2 separate regions of the Homo sapiens genome follow, and region 2 is linked to region 1. A link is a loop called in an ENCODE intact Hi-C map of the cell type or tissue named here. Cell type or tissue: A673. All regions are shown on one strand. Links, peaks and the distances in the headings refer to the core of each region. The heading gives the core; the rest is flanking DNA.

Evidence for each region. Hi-C counts contacts between places; a loop is a spot of excess contacts. Peaks named below come from ENCODE experiments on the same cell type or tissue, not always from the same donor. Only the 100,000 strongest peaks of a DNase experiment are listed, where the experiment ranks them.
Region 2: it touches region 1 in a loop (2.2-fold over the local background); 1 of 110 quality-filtered maps calls a loop at or near these places.

The regions. Positions count from the first base shown.
Region 1 is chr5:104,095,586-104,106,661 of GRCh38, reverse strand. NIHCOLE (ncRNA involved in NHEJ oncogenic ligation efficiency) reads right to left here. Exons shown (of 3, transcript XR_001742526.3): 3 at 1,210-2,488. It also overlaps the pseudogene RNU1-140P. Among named protein-coding and RNA genes, the nearest start is that of NIHCOLE, 20 kb to the right of the region's middle. In A673, for the core only: no CTCF peak of the experiment used is centred there; no DNase peak of the experiment used is centred there.
Region 2 is chr5:103,987,505-103,998,580 of GRCh38, reverse strand. No RefSeq gene overlaps it. Among named protein-coding and RNA genes, the nearest start is that of NIHCOLE, 88 kb to the left of the region's middle. In A673, for the core only: no CTCF peak of the experiment used is centred there; a DNase peak (open chromatin) is centred at 5,360.

The sequences.
Region 1 (11,076 bases), core at 969-8,968:
GAAATATCTCAACATAATTAAAGGCATATGTTAAAAACCTGCAGTAAACATCACAACAGTAAAAGACTAAAAGTTTTTCCCCCAAGATGAAGAACCAGGCAAGGATAACCACTTTTACCATTTTTAGTCAACATAGTTATCACTGGACATTCTAGCCAGAGCAATCAGACGAGAAAAACATATAAAAGGCAAACAAATTACAAAGGAAGAAGTAAAATTATCACCATTCACAGAGTATATAAACTTACATGTCCACACACACAAAAAAACTTGAAAACTAATAAATAAATTCGGCAAAATAGTAGGATGCAAAACAAACAAGTGAAAATCAATTGCATTTCTATATGCTGACAATGAACAATCTGAAAGAGAAATTATTAAGCAATTTTATTTACAATAACATCAAAAACTGTAAAATATTTGACAACTTAAAGAGGTAAAAGACTTGCACAATGAAAACTACAAAACATTGCTGAAAGAAATAAATGAAAACATAAATGAAAACACATTTTATGTTCATGAATTAGAAGACGTAATATTAGTAAGATAGCAGTGCTACTCAAAGCAATCTATAGATTCAATGTAATCTCTATACAAATCTCAATGATGTTTTTTGTAGAAATAGAAAAAAAATCCTAAAATTCAAGTGGAATCTCAAGTGATGCCAAATATCCAAATCAATTTTGAAAAAGAAGTGTGGAAAACTCATACTTCCAGATTTTATAACTCACTACAAATCCACAGTAATCAATACAGTGTGGTACTGCATAGAGACAGACATATAGACAGACGGAATAGAATAGAAAGCTCAGAAATAAAGCCTCATATATATGGTCAAATAATCTTTTGCAAGGTTGCCAACCACGCAATAGGGAAAAGGCGGTCTTTTCAAAAAATAGTGCTGGGAAAATCAGATATGCTCATACAAAAGAATGGAGATAGATCTTTATCTAAAGCCATGTACAAGAATTAACTCAAAATAGATCAAAAGTATATACGTAAGACCTAAAACTAAAAAAAAACTTACTAGAAAATATAGGGCAAAAGATTTACTACATTAGATTTGTCAGTGTTTTCTTAGATATGATACCAAAGGCACAGATAACACAAGAAAAAAGAGACAAATTTTTTCTTATAAAATTTTTAAAAATTGTGCATCTGTGTTAATCTGTTTTATGTTGTTATAAAGAAATAGCTGAGGCTGGGAAATTTATAAAGATGAGAGGTTTATTTCACTCACAGTTTTGCAGGCTGTACAAGAAGTACGGCACCAGCATTTGCTTCTAGTGAGGCCTCAGGAAACTTTCAATCATGGCAGAAGGCAAATGGGGAGCAGGCACATCACATGGCAAGAGAGAGGGAGCAAAAGGGAGATGCCAGGTTCTTTTAAACAACCAGCTCTTACATGAACTTATAGAGTGGAAACTCACTCATTACTGTGGAGAGGGCACTAAGTCTTTCATGACGGATAGATCCCCATGGCCCAGCCACATCCAGTCTGGCCTCAGTTCCAACATTAGGGGTTACATTTCAACATGAGATTTTGGGGGGACAAATGTCCAAAGTATAACAGTGAGAGGTGAAGCCAGTGGGGCTTCTCGGTCAGGTGGGGACTTGGAAAACTTTTCTGTCTAGCTAGAGGATTATAAACGCACCAATCAGCACTCTGTGTCTAGCTAAAGGATTGTAAATGCACCAATCAGCACTCTGTAAAGACGCACCAATCAGCACTCTGTAAAAACCCACCAATCAGCACTGTGTCTAGCTAAAGGATTGTAAATGCACCAATCAGCACTCTGTAAAAAACGCAGCAATCAGCGTTCTGTATCTAGCTAAAGGACTGTAAATGCACCAATCAGCACTCTGTAAGAATGCAGCAATCAGCACTCTGTGTCTAGCTAAAGGATTGTAAATGCACCAATCAGCACTCTGTAAAATGGACCAATCAGTACTCTGTAAAATGGACCAATCAGCAGGATGTGGGCAGGGCCAAATAAGGGAATAATAACTGGCCACCTGAGCCAGCAGCAGGAACCCGCTGGGGTGTCCTTCTATGCTGTGGAAGCTTTGTTCTTTTGCTCTTCACAGTAAATCTTGCTGCAGCTCACTCTGTGTCCGCACTACCTTTATGAGCTGTAACACTCACTGCGAGGGTCTGCGGCTTCATTCCTGAAGTCAGCAAGACCACGAACCCACCAGGGGGAACAAACAACTCTGGACACGCCACCTTTAAGAGCTGTAAACCTCACTGCGAAGGTCTGCGGCTTCATTCCTGAAGTCAGCAAGACCATGAACCCATTGGAAGGAAGAAACTCTGGACACATCTGAAGGAACAAACTCCGGAAACACCATCTATAAGAAGTGTAACACTCACCACTAGGGTCCGCAGCTTTATTCTTGAAGTCAGTGAGACCAAGAACCCACAGGAATGAATCAATTCTGGACACAACAGCATCAAAAGATATTACCAACAGAGAGAATTAGCAACCTGTGGAATGAAAGAGAATATTTGCAAATCTTAAGTCTGATAAAGGATTAATACCTAGGTTATATAGAAAAGTATTGAAACTCAATAACAAAAAATAAACATAATTCAAAAATGGGCAAAGGAATGAGTATATATATATTTTTAAAGAAGATATACAAATGGCCAATAGGCACATGAAGAGATGCTTAACATCACTAATCATTAGGGAAATGCAAATCAAAACTATAATGAAATATCACCTTACACCCATTAACATGGCTCCCATAAAAAAAAAAAAAAAAAAAAAACACCTGAAAATAACAAGTATCAGGGAATATGTGGAGAATTGAGAACCCTTATGCCCTGTTGGTAGGAATGCCAATTGTCAATTGGTATAGCTACTATTGAATAAAAGGGTAGGACAGTTCCTCAAAAATTAAAAATAAAATTACCATATAATCCAGCTAAACTACTACTGAGTATATATTTTAAAAAACTGATAAAAAGGTCTTGAGATATTTATACACCCATGTTCATAGCAGCAGTATTCACAACAGCTAAAATGTAGAAGCAACTCAAGTGTCCACTGAGAGATGAATGGATAAGCAAAATGTGAGATACATACGATGAAATATTACTCAAGCTTAAAAGTGAAGAAAATTATGACATATGCTATATAACGTGAATAAAACTTGAGGACATTATACTAAATGAAATCAGCCGGTCACAAACAGGCAAATAAGACAAATTCCACTTATGTGAGGTACTTAGAGTGGGCAAAACTACGGAGGCAGAAAATAGAATGGTAGTTTCCAGAGGTTGAGGAGGGGGGAAATTGGGAGTCATTTTTAAATGAGCATAAACTTTTAATTTTACAATATGAAAAGAGTTATGAAGACTGATGATGGTGACGGCTGCACAACATTTTGAATATATTAACTCCACTAAACTATACACTTAAAAATGCTTAAAATTGTAAATAAATTTATGTTAGTTGTATTTCACCAAAATAAAAAAAAAACTGTTTCCTGCAGGTAAAGTGCTTAGAGCAGTTAAACACTCAACGTTATTAAGTATTATTATCTAGTATAAAGACATATTTTAATATTATATTTATATTATAACACATATTTTTATATTATATTCATACTGTATCACACATATTTGTATGTGTGTTGTACTAGATAATATGGAGACCATGGCTGTAACAGAGCTAGAAAATGAAGACTGACATTAGAAAGTCAATCTAGTACAGTGCTTCTCAAAGCGTGGTCAGGGGATTGGTGTCACCTGTGATCTCCTTGTTACTTGTCCATGATGAAATAAATATGTACAGAGTATGCATTTAGAAAATTTTACAGAAACTTAAAAAAAGTCTGTAGAATCTAATAATAAAAAATTGGATATTGTATTCTGTATGTATTTGATATTTTAATTTGCATTTATACTATAACTTTTTAATTTAATTTTACGTAATTGAATTGGAAATTTTTTTAGAAGGATCTTTCATTACACGTAGTCTAAGGCATTTGTCTCATGTATGTATGATGTGATGCAGTCTGTTAAGATTTGTTTTTAACCTAAACCTTCCTGTTTTTGAAAGTGACTGATAATATTCTCTGCCTTAAAATTTTTTTCAGTAGAATAATTATCTCCACCAAGAAGGAAAGTATGAATGTCCAAATTAATAGACTTAATATTTTAAGGTAGAAAAGTTACTTAATATTTTAAGGTAGAAATATATCAAGTGATCTAATATTTACCTGCAAAGTATTGTGCTTGATACTGTTGAGTGTAAAAACCAGTCATACAGAATTCCTGCTCTCCAGAAGTTTACAGTCCTAGTAAAATCTGGAGACATTTTTGGAACTTAATTCTTGCTTTACATAAGAATAAATATTATTAACTTCTTGGTAAGAACAAGACTTGTGCAATGAGAAGTGGTTCATCAAATTGTTCTCAGGAATTTGCACCATATAACAAAGGACATTTTCATCCAGTCAAAATATCCATTAAAAAAAAAGTGATGGTTGATTTTTACTCAGTCTTCTAGGACTGCAAACTAATGGTTACAAGAACATTTTTTTTCTCCAATAATACCAGGTTATTGTCACATAGCCCAATTGAAAAGGCTCCATTTTATGACCAAATTGTCCCCTTTCCCCTCTGAGCCTCTGAAATGAATAGAGGAGATAAAGTGGGATCTGAGTAAAAAAGTATAATTTAGACAGATAAAATATGATTCAGAGGAGAATTTGGTGACAATATGGAGACACAAAAATAAAGAAATCGAATCTATTGTTAGAATAGGCCCATTGTATCCTTTCTTCATGCCTTGTCCCTAGATGATTTTTCAATGTATAAATGAATTCATGGTGACAAAAAAGCTAGACTTTATCTATTAGCCAAGTACATTGCTGTCAGTGAACAACTTCCACCAATCTATCAGTTTATGTTATAAAGTTATCCTTTCTTGTAAAATAAGCCATCTGTGTGAAAATAATTCTTTTTAATCTATGATCAAATTAATACATAAATATTTATCTTTCTTATGTGAAGACTTCAATTTGGCTAAGGAAAGATATTTTTTCTAAATGTTGCTTGAGCAATCCCATTTTACCTGAACTAATTTAAAATGAGGCCTTCATTTATATCAGCAGAGGCTGAACTGTGTGGAAAATCTAATGTTATTGATCTATGTGGAAATTACACTGTGAGGTTCTCCTTAATTGTGTGTCAAAATCCAGTTGGCTACAGAGGATATTTATTGTCAACTTCTACCACAATATCATGTCTTATTGCCAACATTAAATTTCAGGTAAGTGCAGAAATACATACCTGTTCCCAAAAAGGCCAATAAAATATAGTACATATTAATTCATACTTGAATGAATAAAAATTTAAAATTTTTTGATGGAATATTCATTTTGAGGCACTCAGAAACCATTACAATATATCACATTTGTCAAAAAATAATGCACTCTGTTAGCTACAATAATATATGAGAAGTTAATATTCTTTTATATTGCAACAAGCATAATTGGCTGCTGCACATAGGAATACTGTAGTGCATCCTTAAATACTGTATCTCTAAATTGTAGATATAATTTAAATATAAAATTATTTCATATATATTATAACATGTGCAATTTAATTTAAATACAAATTTAGAAAGAATTACAATAAAAAGAGCTTCCTAATCATTCTTATTTTGAATTTTTCTGTTATTTATTACTGTCTTCTGGGAGGGCAAGATTTCCATTTTTGTAAAAACACATTGAGGTGTTAGCCTGACACTGCTAAATTACATGTGTTATCTCTCTCCATCTGGTACAATGGCAAGGCTGTTTGAAGAAATAGGATTCAGGGGAGCTGTATTTCTCAAGCAATACTTTTCCAAAAGAAATTTTCAATGATTTTTTTTGGAAATTTTTGCAAGAAGATATTTAGGAAGAGGTATATTCTACTCATATGATTCCAAATTACCTTACTTGGAAAGATGTGTATTGTCATATATATCTTTAAGTGGTGGATATGAAATAAGTAAAGGAAAATCTTTACTACAGTTTAACTTCTGAAGTATAGATCCCTTGACACCCTTAATACGTTGTTTGGGGATTCTTTATTTTGGCTGTCTATTATTTGCTGATTTTAGACAAAAAATAAAATAGGTGACCCATTATCTCATTATTGCAGCAAAAACCATATAAATATATATTCAGTATTCAAAGTATGATAGCAAAACATCTAGAAGACAGGTTCTGATTCAATTACTCTCCAAGCTTACTTATTTTTGCCATAATTAATCATGCATTGGAAATGATTCAAAAATATCATTGAAACCAAGAATATGTTAGACATGCATCTCTTTTTGAGTTACCTTTTATGTTTATGAAATATCATGTAATTTTACCAATATTTTTCATGTATTTTATAGAAGATAAATCCAATTAATGTTGCACAGTCATTCACATTTCAATTGTATTGACATTATTTGTTTTAGTATTAACACTACATCTTTCTGTTTTCCTGAAGCACACTATCATTGATATTTGAGCCAAAGCCTGATCGGAGACAAGTTAATTCTACTGTTCTTGATTGATTTAAGTATTTTAAGTGGGCAGTAGCCCCATTGCTATGTGACTTTTGTGAATTTTCAATTCATTCTACAAAGGTATTTTTCAGGTATCTAATATGTACTTTTATTATTCTAAACTTTTTATTTTTAAAATGTAGGGTTGTAAGTAGGAAGATAAATATAATTTTAAATATAATCATATAATTATACATGGGAAAGCAGGCTTAATGGCTTCATTAAGAGCCTTTGTTATCCTCTTCCACTTCCTCACAAAATAACTGGGAAGACACAAAAAAGATTTAAAACATCAATAACTTGAAATTAGTGCTGAAAGACAAGCCAAAAATCTTGTAGGAACTTAAAAAAATATAGGACTGATGAAATTTAATTGAAGGAAAAAAAAATACTATTGAGACCTAAGTCCATTAGGCAATAATATATTCAGCTTCATACAACTACACTAGGTAATCCAGAAAACAATATTGATAGACATGCATTCAACCCTCATTTGTTGCCTGATTCAGAGAATATACAAATCTGAACTGTGGCATAAATTCCTCTTCTCCCTTGGGGTATGTTCTGTATTTAAATTCAGGCTACAACCCCAACACACACATGTGTATACCTCCCTCCAACATGCACACACCACACACACACACACACACACACACACACGATTTTCCTTGATAAGATATAAATTCTAAATAACAATTTGGTAAAAACTAAGAATGATAGGGTGTTTAGTCATCACACTTTACTCACTGAAGACAACTTTTTCATAAAAGTTTACAATAGTATAGGAAAAGGGTAGAAATCCTAATTTTTCATGTAATTCTATAAAATTCTATAATGCTGAGCAAGGTTTAGCATATAGAAGAGGTAAGCAATCATATAAAGTCTGTTTAAAACCTAAAATTGCCCTTGGAGTTGAACATATCAAGTTTCTTTTCAAGTATTTATTGAAGCATAAACAGTAGGGCCGAAAGCAATGGTTTTTTTAATCTTTTAAAAATTTATATCAGACATATAAATTATGATAACTGTGATATCATAATATCAGAGATTGATATCACAGTCTCTGTGGGAGATTATGAATGCAGTCCACCACTACCACAAATTATGCAGTCAAGTTTCCCACAATTGGGGAAATCACAGGGGTCAGCATATCTGGAATATAATGGATAAGCCTCACCCTGTGAAAACCACTTTTGTGATCCTGGTATCTCCCCGGCCAGATAAGCAGAAAGGCAATCTTTTGACTCTTACCTATGAAAAATATTTACCCCAGTGTCATTATCTCACATTATTCAAATATGAGTATTAAGAAAAAATAAAACCACGGAGCCAAGCAAGTATTGAAGAACAAAAAAACAAAAAACAATATGAAGATTAATTAGAGGAACAGCATACTTCAAGAGATGATCTATTGTGACATGCAGAAGAAAGTATCTGGGAGATGGTATTCTCTAATAATTGCAGTAAGTTATGGCCTTTATGTATCAAGAGTTACAAGTTAGTAGAGCAAAAAAAGGATGAGGACGGAGATCAAGAGCAACTACGTGAAATAAAAAGAATATAAGATAAAACAAGACAGAATCCTAAAAATGGCTTTTAGTAGAGAGGGTGAAAATTATAGGAAAAGAAAGCTTAAAATGTTTTTGAAAAACTAAAAGATAACAAAGCAGTAGAATTGAAAATGGAATATATAGTTCCAAAAACACTAGATAATTTAAAGACACATAAAAAATCTATGAGGCAAAATACAGAAAGCAAAGAGATAAGGGAAACATAAATAAAAGAAAGCACACATAATGAGACAATGTTTCAAATTTATGTTTTATTTTTCAGTACTAGTAATTCTTTCATCTTCTTGTTTCATTCTTCAAACTATCCTAGCAGCTTAGGCAGGTTGAACTTACCCAGGAAAACATCCCAGCACACAATAAAACTGGAGTCCTCAGTTTTTCAAAATCAAAACATTTTTATGAATGAAACGGTAGGAGAAGAGAAGGGATTTTTAATTCTCAAGTGCAAAGGTTAATGCCAAAAGCTACATATTTGGAATAATAAAAAGAGATGTAATAACCAGCTTTCTAGGGCAAGGTTCCCTGCCTCTGAATGAATTATAGCATCAAAAAGGAATATCCTCCTTGTGTGGGGCTGAGAGGGGGTTCCTCTGACACTTCATGGTTGGCTTCAAAAGATGATGGTAGAATATACTCCGCAGAGAAGTGTCACAATCTGGAATTTTACGGAATTTACCTCTTGCTGCGCGTCTGGAGTACTGGAGAAATGTCGTGTATCACCTTGTGTGGGGATAGTAGAGGAGATGGCTACATTTGGATCCAGGAGCAAAGAGAGCTGATGCTGTTCCACCTACTCTCTCTTGGCTCTGAACTTTTATGGGACAGCAGCCTTAGGGAAGAGACTGGAAACAGATCGTTAGGAGTGTGTGCTGGATGCAGTTGGCTGAAGTGGCAAGATACTGCACAGTAATTAGCCAGTTAGAAAGTGGTAGTGAAAGAGAATGATTGAGATCTAAAAACCAAGAATTTACCATTTTAAAGAGGTAATTTCTTTTCAATACTAACTGGTAAAAGATTAAACTGAGAAGTCCTAAGAGAGACAGAAGACAAAGTACAAATTAAATCTCACGTGCTTACAAAGATCAAATCAAGCCGACGGGTATCTATCGCATTTATGACAGGCAGCTTGGAAGACGGACACAATTGTTGCTGCCTCTTTGTATCCACACCCTGTAGGAATTCTCTTCCCTTGACTTTGGAGAGGACCTGTGTGTTACATCTTAGTGATGGCGAAAATAATAGACTGTTACTACCCTGATTACATTACATAAGATGATGGCTTCCACTGTGTTTGCAAACTCTTTCTTTCTCACTGGCCTTTATGGAGTAAATTGCTGTATTTGGCAAGAAGCTTAGGGTGGCCCCCTCTAAGGAGTGAGTCATGGAGTTAATGAGACCCTCCCTCTAACGATCCTGGAGAAATTGAATCTTTCCATCAACCATGTAAGTAAGCTTAGAAGTGGATCCTTTCCAGGTCAAATGAGATCTCAGCACTAGCTGATAACGTCAGTGAAGCCTCATAAGAAATCTTCACACAGAGGACCCATGTAAATTATGTCCAAATTCCTGACCCACAGAAACTGTGAGATGATAAATATGTGTTATTTTAAGCCACTAAGTTTTGAAGTAATGTGTTATGCAGTAAAAGATAACAAATCCATCACCCACTGTTAAAACCTCTGAATGAATTAAGGTGTCTTGGAACACTGCCATGTTTGTGCTACCTAGCAAATCATTTCAGTTGGACAAAATAGTGTAGGAAAAAGAGGCTAAAGACTTTCCAAGAAAGGTTAGTGATATGGTTTGGCTCTGTGTCCCCACTCAAATCTCACCTTGAATTGTAATAATCCCCACATATCAAAGGCGGGACCGCATGGAGGTAATTGAATCATGGGGGTGTTATCTCCCATGCTGTTCTTGTGATAGTGAGTTCTCATGAGGTCTAATGGTTTTATAAGTGTCTGGCATTTCCTCTGCTGGCACTCATTCTCACTCTTGCGCCCTGTGAAGCGGTGACTTTCACCATGATTTTAAGTTTCCTGAGGCCTCCCTAGCCGTGAGAAACTGAGTCATTTAAACCTCTTCATAAATTACCTAGTCTTGGGTATTTCTTCACAGCAGCGTGAGAACAAACTAATTCAGGAAATTGATATTGGGAGTGGGGTGTTGCTGTAAAGATACCCAAAAATGTGGAAGCAACTTTGGAACTAGGTAATAGGCAGAAGTTAGAAAAGTTTGCAGGGCTCAGAAGAAGATAGATGTGGGAAAGTATGGAATTTCCCGGAGACTTGTGGAATGCCTTTGACCAATATGCTGATACTGATATGGACAATGAAATCCAGGCTGAGGTGGTCTCAGATGGCGATGAGGAACTTTTTGGAAACTGGAATAAAGGTGACTCTTGCTATGCTTTCTCAAAGAGACTGGTAGCATTTTTCCCCTTCCCTAGAGATCGGTGGAACTCTGAACTTGAGAGAGATGATTTAGGGTATCTGCTGGAAGAAATTTCTAAGATGCAAAATGTGCAAGAGGAAGCAAACCATAAAAGTTTGAAAAATTTGCAGGCTGATTATGTAATACAAAAGAGAAACCCATTTGCTGGAGAGAAATTCAAGCTGCCTGCAGAAATTTGCAGAAGTAACATGGAGTTGAATGTTAATCACCAAGACAGTGGGGAAAATGTCTCCAGGGCATGTCAGACACTTCACAGCAGCCCCTCCCACCACTGGCCCAGAGGACTAGAGGGGGAAAGTGGTTTAATGGGCAGAGCCCAGGGTCTCCCTGCTCTAATGCAGCCTTGGGACATGGTACCCTGTGCCAGCTGCTTCAGGTCCAGCCGAGGCTAAAAGGGGGCAAGGTACAACTCAGGCTTCAGAGGGTACAAGCCCCAAACCTTGGCAGCTTACACGTGGTGTTGGGCCTATGGTGCAGAGAAATCAATAATT
Region 2 (11,076 bases), core at 2,051-10,050, 110 kb after region 1:
AAATTTTCTCCCATTTTGTAGGTTGCCTGTTCACTCTGATGGTAGTTTCTTTTGCTGTGCAGAAGCTCTTTAGTTTAATTAGATCCCATTTGTCAATTTTGTCTTTTGTTGCCATTGCTTTTGGTGTTTTAGACATGAAGTCCTTGCCCATGCCTATGTCCTGAATGGTAATGCCTAGGTTTTCTTCTAGGGTTTTTATGGTTTTAGGTCTAAAGTTTAAGTCTTTAATCCATCTTGAATTGATTTTTGTATAAGGTGTAAGGAAGGGATCCAGTTTCAGCTTTCTCCATATGGCTAGCCAGTTTTCCCAGCACCATTTATTAAATAGGGAATCCTTTCCCCATTGCTTGTTTTTCTCAGGTTTGTCAAAGATCAGATAGTTGTAGATATGTGGCGTTATTTCTGAGGGCTCTGTTCTGTTCCATTGATCTATATCTCTGTTTTGGTACCAGTACCATGCTGTTCTGGTTACTGTAGCCTTGTAGTATAGTTTGAAGTCAGGTAGTGTGATGCCTCCAGCTTTGTTCTTTTGGCTTAGGATTGACTTGGCAATGCGAGCTCTTTTTTGGTTCCATACTGCTCAATGAAATAAAAGAGGATACAAACAAATGGAAGAACATTCCATGCTCATGGGTAGGAAGAATCAATATCGTGAAAATGGCCATACTGCCCAAGGTAATTTACAGATTCAATGCCATCCCCATCAAGCTACCAATGCCTTTCTTCACAGAATTGGAAATCGTTTTCTTATAATAGCTACAGTGGTAATCGAATTAAATCAAGTGATTAAAATATGCTCTTCAGCTTTGGCTTCCTGTCAACTCCATAAGGGCACCAATAATGCTTTGGCATCTTTGAAAGACCATTTCATTTGCAGGGTTTACTTCTATTGCTGGATGTATTACTTTGTCCACCAGGTTCTAGAATATAGACATTTTCAAAATATCAGCTCTTGAAACTTATAAAAAATCTTCAGAGTGTTATTCAGAGCATTAATATAGCATATCCCAAAAGGGGCTTTAACTAAGAGTATAAGCCTTTGTTATAAAAAGAAACAAACAAAAACAAACTCAGAAAATTGGTTTTTGAACATGGATAAGTGAAAATATCACTTTAACTACCGTATCTATTAAATTTAATAACTTCATCTGGTGTCCCACGTCTTTTGTTGAGACAGGGTCTTGTTCTGTCACTGAGGCTGGAGTGCAGTGCCATAATTATAGCTCACTGCAGCCTCAAACTCCTGGGCTCAAGTGATCCTCCTGCCTCAGCCTCCTGAGTAGCTGAAACTACAGATGTGCACCATCATGCCCAGCTAATTTTTTAAAAAAACTTTGTAGAGCTGGGGTTCTCACTATGTTTCCCAGGCTTCTCTCAAACCCCTGGCCTCAAATGATCCTCCTGCCTCAGAGTCTCAAAGCCACTTATATTACAGGCATGAGCCACTGCACCTGGCAGTGCCCATTTTTTGACAATTCAGAATGTTTGGCATTTCTTAATATGAGAAACCTTTAATTTCTGCAAGCGATTTTGCATTAAATATCTATTAATTACAAAACTGAGAATATTGAATTGTGTTTCCGTATGTATACTATTTCATTTAATCAGCATTTTGACCTTGTAAGTTAGAAAGGAAAGGTATTATACGTCATTTTACAGGTGAATTGGTTAAGGTGCTACAAATTTAAGTGACTTTTCCAAAGTCACACAACTGTACCAAATTACAAAAATGGGAGGCTTTGGAGCCAGATTTAGGGCATAGTCTTTTAATCCAATTCTTCTATTCAATACAAAGCCAGAGATCTGTATTTCTTCTCCCACACCTGCTAATTTTAAGTGGCTTCTGGAAACACTGAATAAATTACCTAATTTTCATTGCTTCTGTTTCTCGACTGGGAAACTTTTAAGTAATTTTATTTATACAGTGAGAATTACAGTGAAAAGTGGGTGGGAGAAAGAAAAGGAAATATTTGTGTTGAAACTCAATTATTTTATGTTTGGGATGACTTTTGAAGATTTTTGTTTTGATTAATTTGTTTTGATTTTTGTTGTTATTGTTCTTAGTTGGAAAGTCCATAAGAGTTGAACATGCAATAACTAGATGAATACATAAAGTCTCTAGTTTATTCATTATGCATCTCAGTGTCTGATATAGTGACTGCAACAGAGTAAGTGCTCATTAAATGTACATTAAACTGAATTGAACATTTTCTTCCTCATCTGAACAAAGAATCAAAATGCTAAAAGCATGTATTGTCAAATATTTCAATCAGTTCAATGATTCTGTCATCATGATAACGAGAACAAAGTCAATGAGGTCAATTTACTAAAATAAAATTTTATACAAATCCACGTAACTTGTGGATTATCTTATGATGATGCAAAGAAACTATGTTTGTTTTCTGTCCTTTATCATGTGAATCCATGGCATGTGCATAGGTAATCAAAATTTGTCCATTTTTCGTAATGGGATTTTAGGGCAAAGTATTTTATTCACATCCAGTATTTTTTCTTAGCTCTGAGACATATAATTCTTCATATTTTTAAAGCAGTTCAGCACAAATGACACTTGGCAACATCATAATAAGCGGTAAACAACTATTCCAAAAGCCACATTTTAAAAATAAGAGCAGATTTGATACTGAACATTTACCTCTAAGCAGTCTGCATTCTGACAGAGCCAGTTTCTCATATTTTCAAACCCTAAGGGATCGTCTCAGTTAAATACATAGGCTAGAGAGTCTGTATTTTGGAATCAGCACCACAGAAAAATATTGTAATTGATATATGACATGACTGAAGCCCCACTGAAATCTTAATTTTTTAGTGTCTTGAGCTTTCAAATTCAGTTTTCTTTTTCTCTCATATTCTGATTATTGATTTTTCTAAGGATAATGAAGTCCTCTGAAACTGGAAATGAAATTTAACTTGGGAGTATTTTTACTTATCACTTATTAAGAGTGGTTACATAATTCCTAAAATATTTGGCTTTGCCTGTAAAACATGAAAAATTGAGAGTTGTGGTTAATGACATCTGTTTCACAGGTATCATACCCTTATGGGAGAAGTAGTTTATGCTTCTGGACATTGTTCTCAGAGTGCCTCTCAATACTAAATTACAAGCACTATGGACTTTTAGAAGAATAAGAAGGTAATTTATTCTCTTTTACGTGCAACCTAGAGTGGTGTTTAAAATCAAGGCTGCCAACATAGCAATTGTGTGGTGTTTCTTTAATGAGGGTGTTGCTGGACCAGAAACACAGCTGAGACATTTAGATTTATTTTATGGCATTCCTGAGAAACCGTCTAGTCCTAATCAGAATAATTTACCCATAAACGACTTCTGACAGAGCTCCGTAAGAAAAGCAAATCTAAAATTCTTAATCTCCCGAAGCTGCAAATCCCAAGAGACACATGTACCTTTGTTCAATATGTTTGTAAATTAACATATCAGTTAAATAGGTATAAACAGAATAAATTATATTAAACTTCCTCCATAATAGGATAAATAAAATTTTAGTTGGCTTTTCGTTTTGATCTTCTAGTTTTAGGGATCTTAATCTTAATCAATATCCAGATGTCAAAAATACACGCATTTTTCAGTCTCTCCCACTAAATTTAAACTATATTTAAACTATATTTGCTCATTGTGGGACATAGTTTTGAAGTTGTCCAATTGCCATCCAATTTTTAAATAACAAATTGAATAAAAATAATTTTTTTACTCTGAAAAATTCTGTGGTTTTTTTTGTTCTTTTTATTAAAAACTAAATTTAATTATTAACTTGTATATCTCAGAAACTCTGGGTTCACATGTTTTAACAATCAATCAAAAAAGCAGGATGAGCAAAAAGATCTTTGATTCCAAAATAGAAAAGGAGAAAATTATTTCCAGAAGGTATGAATTGGATGGAAAGTGATGATGATAAATTTTACCTGATCATTTTAATGGTGATTCTATGATAATAATTCTTTACTAGAGTTCACAAATTAAGTGACCATAAAGTTTTTATGATAAGCTTTTGTAATTTAATAAATTGTGCATTTTCTTTTAAAATATTATTTTCAAATATTCTACATATGGCATATTTGTTAAATTAGAAAATAAGTTATTAATCTTTTTCTACCTGTTATTTGATAGGAGACAACTGATCAACAATTTAGCATATGATTGGACAATGCAATTTTCAACAGGCATAATGAACAATACTTCATCTTTTTTAAAAACCAAGAGGTTTTCCAATACAGCACTTCACAATGAACTGACATTTGGCAGTGAACAACCTTTCTAAAGTTCAGGAACTGCATTAAAAAGAGAATTATAAAGGGCATCATTAGAATTTAGGTAGAAAACTATTACTGAGCATTTCAATTACAAAGCCACCTGACTGGCAGTAAGAAATAATAGACACAAATTAGGACTATTGACTGTTTCTTAACATCTACTCAACTGGCCTGAGGAGTTACTGCTTTGGATAATGTCATAAATTCTGTAATGTTCAGAAATCTTACTTGTCTGATTATCTTCACTTTCTGACTGTGACCCTTCTAAAGAAATTTTGTTGGTGCAAAAATTATAGACCCAAAACATTCACCTTATTAGCCTAACTACAGTTCTACTTAGCATTTTCTCCACCTTTCTCTCTGCTGTAGACATACCTCATTTATTTAAATTTTACACAGTAGTTAGAGACCAAGAAAATAAGGAGGAATGCTCATTCCATAAAATGTGATACTTCTAATTAGTCTGCTGAGACATTTGGAATATGCATAAAGCTGTGAATGTGGCATTAAATCACATTTTTATTACCCAGAAATTAATGTTTACCATGTGTATGCAAAGGTGTTAAGGATCTAAAGAGTAAATTTCAAAGATACTAAGAGGTATTTTTTTACAGTATAATTCACATGCATAGGTTTTTTTTCCCTTCTTTTAAAAAATTGAATAAAGCATTTTGCTTTTCTTACTTTAACTTGATTTTCAATTTAATTTTATTTTGTACTCGACCGTTAAAGAAACATAGACTTTTGACTTAATCTTTGTTGTTTTTGTTGCTCTGGGTAAAATATTTCCTGTTGCTTCAGATAGTTTAAATGAGCTAGAAATAAATAAACTCTAAATAACAAAGAGGGCATCTTTGAGGCCAACACTTTATTTAGCTCACTAACAGAGATATAGCTTTATAGATTTAAATAGTATTTGGCTGTCACGTTTACTCATAAGAACTGATAAATTTGTAAAGGCTGACAGAAATTGATTTATGAGTTTGCAGGAATGTAAGGAAACCAATGGAAATGGCTTTATTAAAATTCTGCAATTTTTCACTTGTACCAGGTTGCCATAATAAATGTGAGAATAGCTTTGATTTCATTCAGAATTAATGTAGTTTGAAATTGAAATGAGTCTCACTTCCTGCCTCCAGGAGGTCTGCTGACATTTCTTGGGTTGCTTTAGAGAGTCTGCATGACAAATAGAATGCATGTGCATATATGTGTACCCATGCATACATTATATACAGCAAAAGGACAATTAATAAAGTAATGATGTGTCCAAAGCAAAGAATATTGTGGAGGTAAAACCCATACAATTTCGATAATGTCCATTTGGTAAGATTATGAATAAGTTTAGAATATCAATAGCTATTAGTTCTATTTCAGCTGGTGAACTTGGTTAGGAATAAATATTTGTTAATTAAATTATCTTAGACCTTTCTCACTCCTGCTCTCATTTGAACTATTCCTTATCTCAGAAATTGCAAATACCCCATTCATGTTGCAGAAAAAAATCAACGTTATTCCAAAATAAGGATCACTAAATGAAATGGAATCAATCTTAGCATTACCAACATATAGTGAAGTTTAAATAACTTCAACTTCACAGAGAAAAGTCAAAGCAAAGGAAGAAGCAGTGTTCAGCTTGAAATAGTAACCCTTTTTAGGTGAGTTCTGTTTGGAAAATTAGTTTCACCTTGTAATATTGAGGACTTTATATCTTTTCTAAAGTGAAGTTCTCAGCCATATATTCAAAGGAGTCTACAACAATCTGGAATTTGGTATTTAGAATAAAGTAGTTAAAATCATTATTATATATAATGTGGCAGTTGAAGTTCTATACTACTCTTTCATTTTCCTCCCCAATAGTGCCCATGAGGCTTTTATAAAGGTCATCTGGTTTGAATTCAGTCAAATTTAAATTGATAGTCCAATTCACTGATGGATCTTTCAGCAGAACAAATCCGGTCACCAATTCATGTGGTGACAGACTTTATGGTTCCATTCAGAACAATTAGCTCTTATTCTTTTGCTGGCACTAGGTTTATATATGATATGGGCCTGGACTGTATCGCTGTGATACCCAGAAAAGTGAAATTTTTATTACGTAAGAGCCCTTTTATTAGCACTGACTACCACAAATACCCAGAGAAACTGAGTACATATCTATTCTAATGAATGCCCAAAAGTTCTGACACACCAAAGATAGTCTAAAATAAAATGTCTACATTGTTTATATAAATAAAGATATACCGTAAAAGTGTTTAAAATAGAATCTATGGAAATGTAACATTATTTTCAAAAACTATAGATTAAGTTAAAATAACTGGGCTCAAAGTAAATTCCAGGGACAACTACGTAAAACAAAAAGGAACAGAGAAAAGAAAAAAATAGAAAAAACAAGGCATCTGAGATTAATACTGGTGACCTAGAAGTGAATGGGAGGCACATCAGACTCTTCAGACAAAAGAATAATCAGAGGTAATGATTATCTTATCATTTGACAAATTGAGGGATTCTTTTGAAGTGTAGTAATTTACATGATAATTCTAGGACTACATAAAAGAAAGCAAATAATATTTAATTTAGGAGAACAGTGGTCACTTTATATCAATTATTTAACTTTGTTATTCAAAACAACTTTAATTCAACAAATAATCTACTTAAAAATACTCTTTTGTCTTTGCCATGTAGTTTAGAAGAAAACTAAACTATTTAGGTTCTTGATTATGTATGAAAAATCCCTTCACAGCAGTAGCTAGATGAATATTTGATTGAATAATGGGAGAAGGCATGTGTACACCAGAGTCCAGAAATCTCTGAGGTCACTTAAAATTCTGCCTAACACAGTCTGTCCTCTGTTCCCAAAAAAGATTCATGTATCTCCCAAATGCAAAATAGACTCATCCTTTCCTAAGCTTTCCAAGAATCTCATTCCATTATAGTGGCAGCTCAAATCTAACATTTCATCATTTATTAAATCTAAATTTCACCATTTAACATTTAAATGCTCGAAATTAGGACTGATCAGACCCCAGGTTATAATCCATCCTGGGTCAGATTTTCTTTGTATCTGTGGACCTATGAAACTGAAGATAAAATCATGCGCCTAAATTATGTTTCCTTGCAACAACAGTGGAATTGGCATACGTTAAAGTTATAGACATTCTATTTCAAAAAAGATAAAAGTGCAAAGTAAAAGGAGTCGCTGGGCCAAAGCAATTTTGAAATCCAGTTAGGCCAGAGTTCCTTGATCCGGCTTCAAGGCCTGGGACCAATCCTTTATGGCTCTCAGCGTCATAATCGGGGCTCTTGATTTCACATTCTGAGTCATCCTTCTGTAGTCATTAAAGACAGCAAGCATTTGCAATTAAGCAGTTTCATCAGCCTGCTTCTACACAGTGGAATTTCAGATATATGGTAGCTTCTTTTCATTTCCTACTTTCTCTGTCCTTTTCAATCCAACCTGGATGTATTTTTGTTGATATAATTTTCTCAAGAAATATATCAATCTTCTGGGAATTGTGCTGGATTTCCTGATTTCCCGCTATTAAACAAAAGCCACAGCTACAAATCATCTTTTGGAGATTACCCCCCACCCTTTTTTTTTTTTTTTTGTGCTCCTGCTGCAATGGTCAGGAGCCAACTCTCTTAAGCTTCCTACAGGTGATCTAGTCTGTTTGAGAGGATCTGTAAGGCATACTCTTAATCTTTTAAAATATCCTTTCCTGTGACTGACTTTTTTTTCTTTCTAAGGTTTTAGCAAACAATTATATGGCCACAGCCTTGTCTTTTACTCTATGCCATATTTTGGAAGCAATATCTTAATTTTAGAATCTTCCACCATATGGATAGGCTACACACTTCCCCAATCATCAGATCCTTGTTTAATTTGGGAAGGCAGTCTGATGTGTTTCAGTCTTTGGACCCTCTTTCGGCCGTATAAGAATAGGAGTTGAGCTTGCAACTCAACCAAGAGATAGAGTCCTCACATCCTGTACTGGACTTATGACCTTGTGTGGGAATATCTTTCCCTCTTTCAGATTCAGCATGTGCTCCAGTGTTCTGCCTATGTATGTGTATCACACAGCATCCGGCTAACCCCTCTACTGTATCTTTTCCTGCAGGGGACACTTGCTTAACAATTGATTTTGTTTAATGTGTTTTTTCCGTAATTTTTGTCTCTCCTCTCAAATTTTACCATAAGTGACAAGAAGAAATGAGAAAAACCTTTTGCACCTTGCTTGAAATTTCCTTATCTATACAGCTGCATTTATTACTTAAAAGTTCTGCTTTCCAGATAGCTGCAGAATATAGTTTTGCTCTACATTCTGCCACTACCTAACAAGGATCTCCCTTCCTTCACTTTCCAGTAACATACTCATAACTTCCTTGTGAGCATCACCATCAGAATCCTTAAGTTCAAGATTTCCACCTGCAATCTGTCCAAAGCCAGTTGGGATTTCTCTATCATGCTCTTCATTTCCTTCTAAGCCTTCACCGTTAGTGTCTTTCATGTTCACATTTCTTCTAACTGTTCAAGGGAATATAGGCTTCCTCTACCATATGCCTCAGAATTCTTCCATTCTCTCCCCACTATCCAGTTCCAAGTATGTACTCCACATATTTTAATTATTTATTATAGCAGCACACCACTTTTCATACCAAAATCTGTATTTGTTTTATATTACTACCTAACAAATGACTATAAGCCATGTGGCCTAAAACATCAAAAACTTACTACCTCATTCTTTTTGAGGGTCAGGAGCCCAGGTAAAGTAGGTGGGCCCTCTGCTCAGGGTCTTGTCAGGCTTAAATCATGATTTCAGCTGGAGCTATTATTCCCATCTGAGGATCAGGGTTTTCTTCCAAGTTAACCAGTTGTAGACATAATTTATTTATTTTTGTGTGACTGTATGAATGAATTTCCCATTTCTTGCTGGCTACCAACAGTGGACCACTCTCAGCTACTAGAGACCACTTCCATTTCTTGCCAAATAATCTTCTTTGTCTTCAAACCAGCAACACTGCATTGAGTCTTCATGCTTCCAATTTCTGATTTCATCTTTTTCTGACTTCTTAACCCAGATGTAAAGATCTGTTGGGATTAGTCAGCTTGCCCAGATAATATCCCTATGTTAATGTAAACTGATTTAGGCCTAGTTAAATCTCTAAAATCCCTTTATAGCAGTGCCTAGATATTGTTTGAACCATTGGGAGAAGGTATGTATATTAGCAGAAGCTAAGAATCTTGGGGTCCATCTTAGAATTATGAATACCGCAGTCCCTATGAGGCTGGTGAAACTACATTTCAGTAAAACCATCCTTCTTGTATCTCTTCTCACTGAGTTTTGAATAGACACAGTTTCAGCTCCTTTCTTGATCAAGAGTTAGGTGTGTGACCTTGGGCAATTTTATTAAAGTCTGTGATACTTTTCTCTTCTGTAAATTGAAAGTAACTTTATAGATTGCTATAATAATAAAACAATTGCTCTGGCACATAGGAGCATTCAATAGATATTCATTCCTTTCTTAATTTCCCTTGAAAGTCTGTGATACTGTCTGGCTCTTTGTCCCTACCCAAATCTTATCTCAAATTGTAATCCCCATGTATTGAAGGTGGGGCCTGGTGGAAGTCATTGGATCATGAGGGTGGTTTCTAATGATTTAGCACCATTCCCCTAGTGCTGTCTCATGAGTGGGTTCTCATGAGATCTGATGGCTTAAAAGTGTGTGGCAGGGCCAGGCGAAGTGGCTCACATCTGTAAGCCCAGAACTTTGGGAGACCAAGGCAGGTGGATCGCTTGAGGTAAGGAGTTCAAGACCAGCCTGGCCAACATGACGAAACTGTCACTAGTAAAAAAATACAAAAATGAGCTAGGCATGGCGCCACACACCTATAATCCCAGCTATTTGGAAGGTTGAGACATAAGAATCACTTCAACCCAGCAGGCAGAGGTCGCAGTGAGCTGAGATCACACCACTGCACTCCAGCCTGGGTGACAGAGTGAAACCTCATCTCAAAAAAAAAAAAGTGCGTAGTGGTTCCTCTCTCTCTTTCTCTCTCTCTCCTGCCAACACATAAGACGTGCCTGGCTTCTCCTTTGCCTTCCACCATGATTATAACTTTCCAGAGGCCTCCACAACCATACAGGATAGTGAGTCAATTAAACTTCTTTTCTTTATAAATTACCCAATCTCAGGTAGTTCTTTATAGCAGTGCGAAAATGGACTAATACCTCCCTTTCAATAAAAAGAAAACAACTCTGTGTTACTTCCTGAACACCTTGTTTATAACTGCATTGCACAGTAATTCTCAAACTAATTCATGCGTCGGAGTCACCTGAGGACTTGTTAGAACACAGATTTCTGGGCCCCATCCTCTACTTTCTGAATCAGTAGGTTTGAGATGCAACTTGAGAATATGCATTTTTAATAAGCTCCCAGGTGATGCTGATGCTGCAATTTGAGAAACAAACTTTGAGAAACATTGGATCATAGCCTTTACATTATTTGTCTTAAAATTCACATATGAATATGCGTATATTATTTTTCCTGATCACATTGTATTATAAATATCTAGGGGGTGGGTTAGACTCTTACTCTTCATCTTAAATCTCATTGTGCCTGGAAAAGGGTTTTACATAGTAGGTGCCCATTCAAAAATTGAATAATTATCACTACATGTTAAGTGGTTCAATAAAAGGGATAAGAATCTATTCTGTGAACAAGTTATTTTCCATACATTTTGAAATGAGTATATTTTTGCCAACTGGCTCATACAGTTTTCTCATTTTATGAACC